Linked DNA regions of Homo sapiens: region 2 is linked to region 1. Evidence: chromatin contacts called from ENCODE Hi-C data. All regions are on one chromosome and are shown on one strand. Each heading gives the region's core, a stretch centred on a gene start or an enhancer-like site at or near the end of the contact. The rest is flanking DNA. Distances are from core to core; before and after follow the strand shown.

Evidence for each region. A loop is a pair of places that touch in the nucleus more often than their neighbours do. Pooled maps may share reads with other maps.
Region 2: a map of CD8-positive, alpha-beta T cell shows a loop between it and region 1 (12-fold over the local background). The contact joins the promoter of SEPTIN4-AS1 here to the promoter of MMD in region 1. A Hi-C loop is called at or near these places in 4 of 168 maps with a recorded cell type or tissue (CD8-positive, alpha-beta T cell, gastrocnemius medialis, naive thymus-derived CD4-positive, alpha-beta T cell and 1 more) and 10 of 50 pooled maps.

Annotation. Positions count from the first base shown.
Region 1 is chr17:55,418,843-55,424,191 of GRCh38, reverse strand. MMD (monocyte to macrophage differentiation associated) reads left to right here and starts at 2,357. Exons shown (of 7, transcript NM_012329.3): 1 at 2,357-2,522. The coding sequence starts at 2,497. RefSeq lists a silencer at 1,957-2,416.
Region 2 is chr17:58,518,532-58,523,646 of GRCh38, reverse strand. SEPTIN4-AS1 (SEPTIN4 antisense RNA 1) reads right to left here and starts at 3,810. Exons shown (of 5, transcript NR_110810.1): 1 at 3,670-3,810. It overlaps SEPTIN4 (septin 4), which reads left to right. Exons shown (of 14, transcript NM_001368771.2): 8 at 1,546-1,680; 9 at 1,794-1,911; 10 at 2,001-2,102; 11 at 2,297-2,393; 12 at 2,487-2,649; 13 at 2,805-2,904; 14 at 3,162-3,391. The coding sequence ends at 3,221. It also overlaps a transcript of MTMR4 not described here. RefSeq lists enhancers at 5,059-5,115, 4,506-5,115.

The DNA of each region.
Region 1 (5,349 bases), core at 1,108-3,607:
GAATTTTGTATGAATGGAATCATACAATCTGCAGTTCTTTGTGACTGGTTTCTTTCATTTAACATAGTGTTTCCAAGGTTCATCCATGTTGTAACATATATCAGCACTGCCTTTCTTTCCTTCCTTCCTTCTTTTTTTTTTTTTTTTGACAGGATCTCACTCTGTGGCCCAGGTTCAAGTGATCCTCCCATCTCAACCTCCCAAGTAGCTGGGACTACAGGTGCCTACCACAACACCTGGCTAATTTTGTTGTTGTTGTTGTTAGAGATGAACTCTTGCTTTGGTGCTCAGGCTAGTTTCAATCTCCAGGCTTCAAGCGATCCTCCCACCTAGACCTCCCGAAGTGTTGGGATTACAGGTGCAAACCACTGTGCCTGGCCCTTTAAAAAAAAAAAAAAAAAGACTTTTTTTTTTCCAGAGAAGTTTTAGGATCACTCAAAAATTGAGAGTAAAGTACAGGGATTTCCCACACATACATAGCCTCTCCTGTTATCAAAATCCCCCAACAGTGTGGTACATCTGTTACAATTGAGCTTCCTTGTTTTATTTTTTAACCCTTCTTATGTTATTACACATGGCTATTTTTCATCTATCTTTATTAGCTATCTCCTTTGTTACCTTCCCCTCCCGCACTGATGTTTTAGCCCAGTGGCCCAACATAGCTGATAAGAAGCAGACTTTCATTCCAGGTTCATTTTCCCGATTTAGTGTTGAGGGTGCGGGTAGATGAAGTTTTGTTTTGTTTGTTTTGTTTTAGAGAAGTGTATTGCTTTAAAACAGGGAGAGATAGTCTGACGTACTGAAAGGAGGTGGGTCTTTAAAGTTAGCGAAAGGTAGGTAGGAGCCTTACTTTTGCCTTTGGCAAGTTTATTGACCACTATAAGCCTCAGCCTTATCTGTAAAATAAGTTGGATAATGCCCATCTGGAGGAGCTCTTGGGAAGATTGAAGCATGGAAAGCACCTCTCTGGAAGGTTCAAGGAAAGGGAACTAGAATTATGGGTGACAGAATTCCCTGGCTTTCCAATGCTTTACTGTAGGTCGAATGAGCACTCCTAGCAGGCTGGCCTCATGCCACTTCAGAGTCTCTAGCCTGCAGGCTGGGGGCTGGGTATGGACACGATACCTGGAAGGGAACACATATAACTTCCATCAGTGATCCTGGAAAGGCTCGACAAATCACCCATTCATTCATTCTGTGTGTATGTGTGTGTGTGTGAGAGAGAGAGAGAGAGACAGAGTCTCACTCTGTCACCCAGGCTGGAATGCAGTGGTGCAATCTCGGCTCACTGCAACCTCTATCTCCCAAGTTCAAGTGATTCTCCCATCTCAGCCCCCCGAGTAGCTGGGATTACAGGAGCCCGCCACCACTCCCGGCTAATTTTTGTATTTTTAGTAGAGACAAGGTTTCACCAAGTTGGCCAGGCTGGTCTCGAACTCCTGACCTCAGGTGATCCGCCCACCTTGGCTTCCCAAAGTGCTGGGATTACAGGCATGAACCACAGCACCTGGCCCATTCATTCATTTTTATTTGAACTTCTCTTCCAGGAAGCCCTCTGAGTTTAGGTTTAGCGACAGGACCCTGATTCAAGTCAACTCGTTTATTTGAAAGCTGCCTGGATAAAAATAAAATAAAATAAAAAATAAACTGGAGGATAACATAAAAGGATCCTTGCAGAGGATTCCTCCTTTTGTGGATCTCACTGAATCTCAGAGTTAGAAGACGCTCAGAGATCTCAACTCCCTCAAGGGTCAGACAAGGACAGGTTTTTCATTCTGCCCTGGATCCTCTCACAATAGCCTCGCGGGAGCTGGCCCTCAAAATGATGAAGGAATAAATGAAAGGAGGGATGGAGAAATTAATGATGAAGAAAAAATGAATGAGGTAGGGCTGCTTGTTTGCTGCTATTTTCTTCACAATGCTTTTAAGATTTCCTGGTCCATCTCCTCCTTCACCACTTCTCTCCCTCCCTCGATCTCTTCTCCAACTTGTCTCTTACAGAAGGGCGCCGCGTTCCCGCGCTCCTCCCCTTCCCCTCGCCCCGCCCCTCCCCAGCGAGGCCCCGCCTCGCTGCCCGAGCCCGGCGGGAATGAATGGCAGCGTAGCCGCCGCGCCGCTCGGGGTGCCGATTGGCTGACCGGCGCGCTGACGCGCCGGCGACCGCGGGTGCACGCAGGCGAACAGAGCCGGCGGGGGCGGAGCCGGGCTCCGGGGCGGGGCGCAGGAGCCCCGGGGCGGAGGAGCCGGGGAGGCGGGAGGCGGGAGGCGGGAGGTGTTGGGGCCGTTGAAGCGGCCTCCCTCCCGCCCCCAGCCGCCCGGTCTGGCCCCAGCCCTGTCCCGACCCCCGGCCTGGCCCACTCCGACCCTACCCGGCCGAAGGGTTCCGCTGGACACGCAGGCGGCCTCCGGAGCAGCCCAAGCCCATGAGGGCCGCGCGCCCGGCCGCCGGTGCTGACGAGACGGAGCTCCTGGCCCCCGAGGAGGAGCAGAGGATCAATGCGGTTCAAGAATCGATTCCAGCGGTGAGAGGGATGGCGTCCCGGTCCCGCTGCCCGTGTCAGAAGCGGGTTCCCAAATCCCGCCGTTAAGCGCACGGCTCCCGGCTCCTCACCTGGATTCATCCTGGGTGGATCCCGCACCTTGGCCAGGGATCAGTTCCCTGGGGATTCCCCACCCTGCTGTCCCTGGGCGATCCCCTTCCTCCAAGGATGGGAGCTCCTGCCTCACCCGGGTCTCCCCTCGCGATCTGCGGACCTCAGATGGATTCCCGGCCCCGGGACTCCAAGCCTGTCCTCCTTCCCGGGGATCCCTTTGCTCCTGGGGCTCACCCTCCCGACCCCCATACAGGCTGGGCTCTGGCTCTCTCTGGGAACCCGAACCCCAGCCCCGGGCACCGCCCCCGAGTCCTCCGACCTGGCTTTGGCCTCCATCCCTTTACCTCCAGGGTGGGGGTCTCCCGGGGCGCGCGGAACGGGGTGGCGCCCTGCGGAGAGATTTGTCGTAAAGCGGGGTGCTAGGCATTTTGGGTGCTTTGTGAACGGCCCTAGCAACAGGGAAACTGAGGCACGCTCCGCCAGCTTAGCCCTGCCTGGCCGTGTAGGGGCCTTGCTGGTTCTCCAGCTGAACGTCCCAGGGCGGTGCTATTTTTGGGCTCTGCGAAGGGGCATGTTAGCTTTCGGGTGGCGAGACCTGCTGTGGAGGCGCCGGTGTTAGGAAACGAGGAGGAGGAACCGTGGAGGCGCCACCGGAAGGCTGGCCGACTGCTCATTCACTGTAGAGCTGGTGGAAATGCCGGGCTGGGGGGCGCCGTGGCCTTACTCCCCTCTGGGGCTCCACCGTCTAACAATGGATGGAGGTTAGCCCATGACTCTGAGAGGAACTCCGGGCTTTTCTTTTCTGTTTAAGTGGGTGAAAGTTCACCTCTCCAGGGCATATGGTAACTGCATCCCTTTGTGTGAATTCCCGGACCTTCACCACCAGCATGTTTGCTGGGGGTGCAGTGACAGGGGAAATTTTAAGAAATGCATGAAATCTTCCAAGAAGGTTGTTGAGTTTTTAGACACTACCTTTTATTTCAGAATTTTAAAGTACACATTTTTTTTTTCTTTCCAATCTCCATGCCCTCACTGCCCTCTCACCCATCTCATTCCTCCCCCAGTCCCAAAGGGTAAAGGAGGCAACAAATGCACAGAAGAGTTGCCATGGTCTGGGCCACCAGGAAGGGGATCAGCTTGAAGACTTGGATTGACTTCTGAATATATTGCTTATCAGTCAGGGTGTTGAATGCTTGGCACTGTTCCCCCAGTGGAACTTCATACCGGTGTGTCTAAGGGCAAAATGGAACCGTAGTGTTCTGACTTTAGAACCTGATGTCAGAAATGAAGACCGGAGGGGCTTTTAGAGAGAATGTAACATGCACTCCAGTCATGATCAGTGAAGCCCTGTGCATGCGGTTTGATTTGGTTTTACTTCTCTACACGTCTGTGCTCTTCCTGTTTTCAGAGAACAGTGGCAATATTCTGTGAAATTGCCCCTTCCTTGTTTGATTAAGAGTTTGTCATTCTTACCTATACCTTTGGATCCTCTAAAAAGAAAAAAAACAAACAAACCCTGTTCAATTATTTGTTGCACAAACGTTAAAACTGTTAAAACAACAACAACAACAACTTCATTTAGGATGCTACCCTCTCAGCTTATTGAACTGACTTTTTAATTATTTTTGCTGGACACTGATCTCTCCATTCCTTATTAGCACAGTTGTAATGTGATTTTTGCGCTATTATTCACTTAAAAACTAAAAATACAGGTATTTTCTTTTGGTGTGGCATAGACTGTAATTTTCTTGGGGGCTTGTGTGTTTCTCAATGGATATTTAACAGTTTCTTTCTTGATGACATCTAGATCTACCCTGATTTTCTTTGAAGATTTGTGTGATCTCATAATTTCTTGGTTTTCTATCATAAGCTAGGTTGGAAACATAGTTCTAAGCATCAATTTTAACTTGGAAATAAAGCCTATAAACAAAAAGTAATGTAATGAGAATGTCCTGATTTTTGTGGTTCACACATTAAAATGCTGAGAGTAGTACTATTCTGCATCTTTTAATGCTGTGTTCATGATATATCTTTCTGAGCATTCCCAGGTAGGTAAATTGCAAAGGAACTGGAGGGAGAGACACACTGTCTTTGAAGGGAGACATGCTTCCTCCCTCCTGATAGATTTATTGGGACTGGATGGAGGAGCATGAGGAGGGTTTATGCAATGATGGCTTCTTAACAAACTTAGGATGTGAAAAATTTCACTGGAACACAGAGGCATATTTTATCTTCCTCATTTTATGTTTCACACTTGAGTATCCCCAAGATACCTACACACACATAGACAAACACAAAGTCATCCTCTCCCCTTCATAGCATCTCTGATTGATGGCAATAACTGCTAATATTTATTGAGTGCCATTTATCTATGCCAGGCACTGGCTGGGCACTTGTATATTACTCATCCTCAACTATAACTCTGGAAGACATAAATGTTATACCCATTTAATAGAAGAGTAAATAGGTTTAGAGAATGAAAGGGAACTTGCCCATAGTCACACAGCTAGGAAGGGGTAGACCCAAGAGTTCAACTTCATGTCTGTCTCTCAACCAGTCATGCTGCTAGCTCACCTCTTTCTCTCTCTTAACTCTCTGCCCACACCACATCTGTGTGTGGGCACACAGATCTTATAGGCATAAGATCCACAGAGCTCTACTGTATCTTCTTGTTGGTGTGTACTCATTTCAACAGTCTTGCAACCAAAAATCCAAGGAAAAAGAAGCCCTTTTCCTCAGCCCCAACCTCATGATC
Region 2 (5,115 bases), core at 2,561-5,060, 3.1 Mb before region 1:
GGTGGACATTTTAAGGGATTCAGAACAAGCATGAATGATTCCTATCCCTGAGAGGCTTATAGTCAAGTGGCAACAGGGAAGCAGGGGAGGTGGGGGCAGTTCTCTAACATGTTTCAATCAGATAGCAACTTAAATTAGTAAATGGGTCAGGCAATGTGTAGTGGCAAGTGCACTGAGCTGTAGGGGTTCAGGTGGGTAGAGAATTTACTAGCTAAATGACCTACAGAAAGTCCTTTTCCTTTCCCTCTCCTTCCTCCTTTCTTTTTTTTTTTTTTTTGAGACTGGTTCTCACTCTGTTGCCCAGGCTAGAGTGCAGTGGCCTGATCAACCACCTCCCGGGGCTCCCCGGGCTCAGGTTATCTTCCCACCTCAACCTCCCAAGTAGCTGGTACTACAGGTGTATGCCACCACACCAAGCTAACTTTTTTGTATTTTTTGTAGAGATGGGGGTCTCGCTATGTTGCCCAGTCTGGTCTTGAACTCCTGGGCTCAAGTGATCAGCCTACCTTGGCCTCCTAAAGTGCTAGGATTACAGGCGTGAACTACCACACCTGGCCTGGAGCAAATCTGTTAGCTGCTCTGGATTTAGTTTCTTCATGTATGAAATGAGAGTGATGATGATCATAATGCATAATGTCCACCTGTCAGGGCAGTGAGGATTAAACAAGATAATAGAAGAGCAAAGGATATGAAAATTGAGGTTCTTGGGGAAATTTATTTATTTATTTGTTTTGCTTTGTAGTGAAGAGAAGGGGAGAGCAGTGTGTATTGGTATAGTCAAAGGAGACTTCGTGGAAGAGATGGTTCTTAGGGCCTTGAAGGATGGAGTGGGTTTGGAGAGGTAGAGGAAAGGGTAGAAACACATGAGCAAAGAGGCTCTGAGGTTACACTGGAAACCTGACTTAGGGTTTCCCTGGCTTCCAGTTGGTATTTGCCTGCAGCCACCTTGCTATTCTTTTTTTCTTCTTCTTCTTCTTTTTTTTTTTTTTTTTGTGACAGTCTGGCTCCATCACCCAGGCTGGAGTGGTATGATCTTGGCTCACTGCAACCTCTGCCTCCTGGGTTCAAGTGATTCTCCTGCCTCGGACTCCTGAGTAGCTGGGACTACTCAGGTGCACACCACCACGCCCAGCTAATTTTTGTATTTTTAGTGGAGACAGGGTTTCACCATGTTGGTCAGGGTGGTCTCAAACTCCTGACCTTAAGTGATCCACCCGCCTCGGCCTCCCAAAGTGTTGGGATTACAGGGGTAAGCCACCGTGCCCAGCCTATTCTTACTGCTTTGTTTGATCACCTGGGCCCTTTCCCTCTCATCAAGCTAGTATTTATTAAACTTGCCTGAGTACTCAGTCTAATTTTGTATCAGGACATGTGAGATACACCCCACCCCATTCAGGAATTTCTCTAAAGATTTAGTAAAGCAAGCCAGGGAATAACAGTGTCTTAAAAACACTGCTCAGGGAGTGGGCTACTTCTCTGTAGTCCCAGAGCTCACTAGGTGGCTCCCACTCTCACAGTTTCTCTGCTTGTCTGTCCCTGCCCCAGCTGGAAGCCTGTGGCAGAATACATTGATCAGCAGTTTGAGCAGTATTTCCGAGACGAGAGTGGCCTGAACCGAAAGAACATCCAAGACAACAGGGTGCACTGCTGCCTGTACTTCATCTCACCCTTCGGCCATGGGTATGGTCCAAGCCTGAGGCTCCTGGCACCACCGGGTGCTGTCAAGGGAACAGGCCAAGAGCACCAGGGGCAGGGCTGCCACTAGCAGGTGGTCACAGGTTCCTGTTCCCCAGGCTCCGGCCATTGGATGTTGAATTCATGAAGGCCCTGCATCAGCGGGTCAACATCGTGCCTATCCTGGCTAAGGCAGACACACTGACACCTCCCGAAGTGGACCACAAGAAACGCAAAGTGAGGGAAGCTGGTGGTGGGAGGGGATCAGGTGGGCTTCTAGAAAGGATGTGGTCCCCAGAACTGTGGGCCCCTCATCTGTTTGTCAGATCCGGGAGGAGATTGAGCATTTTGGAATCAAGATCTATCAATTCCCAGACTGTGACTCTGATGAGGATGAGGACTTCAAATTGCAGGACCAAGCCCTAAAGGTGGGGCCACTCTAGGGCATCCCATTCCTATCTTATTTCTTCCGGGTAGAAAAAGGGAGTAGAATTCTATATTCAGGCTATCAGGGTGGGAAAGGACCCTGGCTTCCTAGAATGAAGCAGAGAAGATGACGATACAGGTGGAAAGAAAGAGGTGAGAACAGAGGGTGCTGACAGGCACCCCTAACCTCTTCCAGGAAAGCATCCCATTTGCAGTAATTGGCAGCAACACTGTAGTAGAGGCCAGAGGGCGGCGAGTTCGGGGTCGACTCTACCCCTGGGGCATCGTGGAAGGTAAAGCACTGAGCCTGTGACCAGGGTATCTCCTTGCCCTCAGTGGCTCTCCCCTACCTATGCCTCTGGCTGACCCCTAGCCTTGCTATGCAGTGGAAAACCCAGGGCACTGCGACTTTGTGAAGCTGAGGACAATGCTGGTACGTACCCACATGCAGGACCTGAAGGATGTGACACGGGAGACACATTATGAGAACTACCGGGCACAGTGCATCCAGAGCATGACCCGCCTGGTGGTGAAGGAACGGAATCGCAAGTATGACCAGAAGCCAGGACAAAGCTGGCAGGGGGAGATCCCAAGCCTAGCCTTGGGTGAGACCAAGCCCTACTTTTGTTCTTCTATAGGCCCTGGGCTCAATCTAAGCGGGTGCTGGGGTCCTCCTCGCCTTATCAACCCTTTTCTCCCTTTAGCAAACTGACTCGGGAAAGTGGTACCGACTTCCCCATCCCTGCTGTCCCACCAGGGACAGATCCAGAAACTGAGAAGCTTATCCGAGAGAAAGATGAGGAGGTGAGAGCAGTATGGGGTATAGGGGAGGTCTCCTGTTTGATCACCAACGTTGGTATCTCTTTGTTTGGTAATAGAAAGATCCCTGGCTCTGGTGCATATTTGGGTCCTGGATAGGTCAATAGGTGGTTCTGTCCAGAGTCTCCATCACACCTCACGGCTACCAAGGTTCTGGCTTAAGGGATTAGAAATTTGGGGCACTTTCCCAATACTAAAGGACTCTCCAAAAGTCCCCATTTTGATGCCTGTGCCTATTCCAGCTGCGGCGGATGCAGGAGATGCTACACAAAATACAAAAACAGATGAAGGAGAACTATTAACTGGCTTTCAGCCCTGGATATTTAAATCTCCTCCTCTTCTTCCTGTCCATGCCGGCCCCTCCCAGCACCAGCTCTGCTCAGGCCCCTTCAGCTACTGCCACTTCGCCTTACATCCCTGCTGACTGCCCAGAGACTCAGAGGAAATAAAGTTTAATAAATCTGTAGGTGGCTTCTGGTGTCCCTGTGTGTATTTTTATGACCTGGAGATCAAGATCCTGGGACCCAGTTTTGAAAGGCTAATGGTAGAAGATGTTGGTTTCTGGCTTTTAGTAGGGAAGGGAGAGTGGGGAAAACTTTCCACTTCCTTTCCCCTTCTAAGTCCCTGCTTAGAATCCAGCCTGGCTTCTCCATCTTGACGATCATATCTATCATGCCTCTGTTATCTGGGGTCTGGGTCTCTCTCCATCTTTCACACATACAGTACCTTTGGTAATAAAAAGATTCCTACCTGTGGTGCATATTTGGGTCCTGGATAGGTCAACAGGTGGTTCTGTCCAGAGTCTCCCATCACACCTCAGGGCTACCAAGGTCCTGGCTTAAGGGATTAGAAATTTGGGGCACTTCTCCTGGCTAAGGAGAAAGTGAAACCCTGTCTCTACTAAAAATACAAAATAGCCGGGCGTGGTGGCGGGCGCCTGTAGTCCCAGCTACTCGGGAGGCTGAGGCAGGAGAATGGCTGAACCCGGGAGGCGGAGCTTGAAGTGAGCTGAGATGGCGCCACTGCACTCCAGCCTGGGTGACAGGGCGAGACTCCGTCTCAAAAAAAAAAAAGAAAAATAAAAAGAAAAAGAAATTTGGGGCACTTCCCCAATATTAAAGGACTGTCCAAAAGTCCCCCCTGCCCTTTTTTTTTTTGAGGCGGAGTCTCGCTCTGTCGCCCAGGCTGGAGTGCAACGGCGCTATCTCGGCTCACTGCAAGCTCCGTAGCTGGGACTACAAGACTCCGTAGCTGGGACTACAGGCGCCCGCCACCACGCCCGACTAATTTTTTGTATTTTTAGTAGAGACGGGGTTTCACCGTGTTAGCCAGGATGACCTCGATCTCCTGACCTTGAGATCCGCCCGCCTCGGCCCCCCAAGGTGCTGGGATTACAGGCATGAGCCACCGCGCCCGGCCCAAAAGGCCCCATTTTGATGCCTGTGCGTATTCCAGCTGCGGCGGACGCAGTTTTGTATTTGATACCTGCCCTTGGGAAAACACAAGGTATTAACTGCGTGCAACCTCCTGACTTTCTGTTTCCCCTGATCTGGGAAAAGGGATAGGCAGGTTAAGCTCTACACTGTAGAAAGCCTGTGATAGAGCTTTGAACAAATGCTGCAGCCATTGTAATCACCAAACACTATAGTAAGTGCTGGGAATGAATAAAAACACAATCACCGTCCTACAGGAGTTCAGTATTTAATTAAAAAATTTACAGCATCTGCTAGATTGCAGGCTGTTCTAGACCCTGGAGTTCAAGTAGTGCAAAGTTCCTGTCTTCCTGGAACTTACCAACAGTACTGGAGTTTCAACGTTCTATAAACAAAGATGGGTGAGGACATTAGCCCCGGGCTAATTAAAGCGCTCAGGCCCGCTCCAGACCTGAGAATATCAGCTGAATCTGAATCAACTGTTCTCCATTTCTGTCGGTTGGTGGTATCGCGGGGCCACGGCGACCTCCAGCGGCCACCCTCCGTCTTGTGGTCTGTTCTGGGTCCCCGGGAAGGAAAGGGAGGGGCGATAAGCCGGGTCCTTGGGAGCGTCCTGGTCTCCCTTCGCTTTACAGACTAGGAGGCCGCAGCTAGCTGGCAGTCTCAGATCCAGGTTTCCCATCTCTGGGATGAGAGGAGAGTTCTTCACTCAGGACTGCCAGCGCAATGCAGGTCGTGAAGAACTGCAGGGTCGTTTATCGAT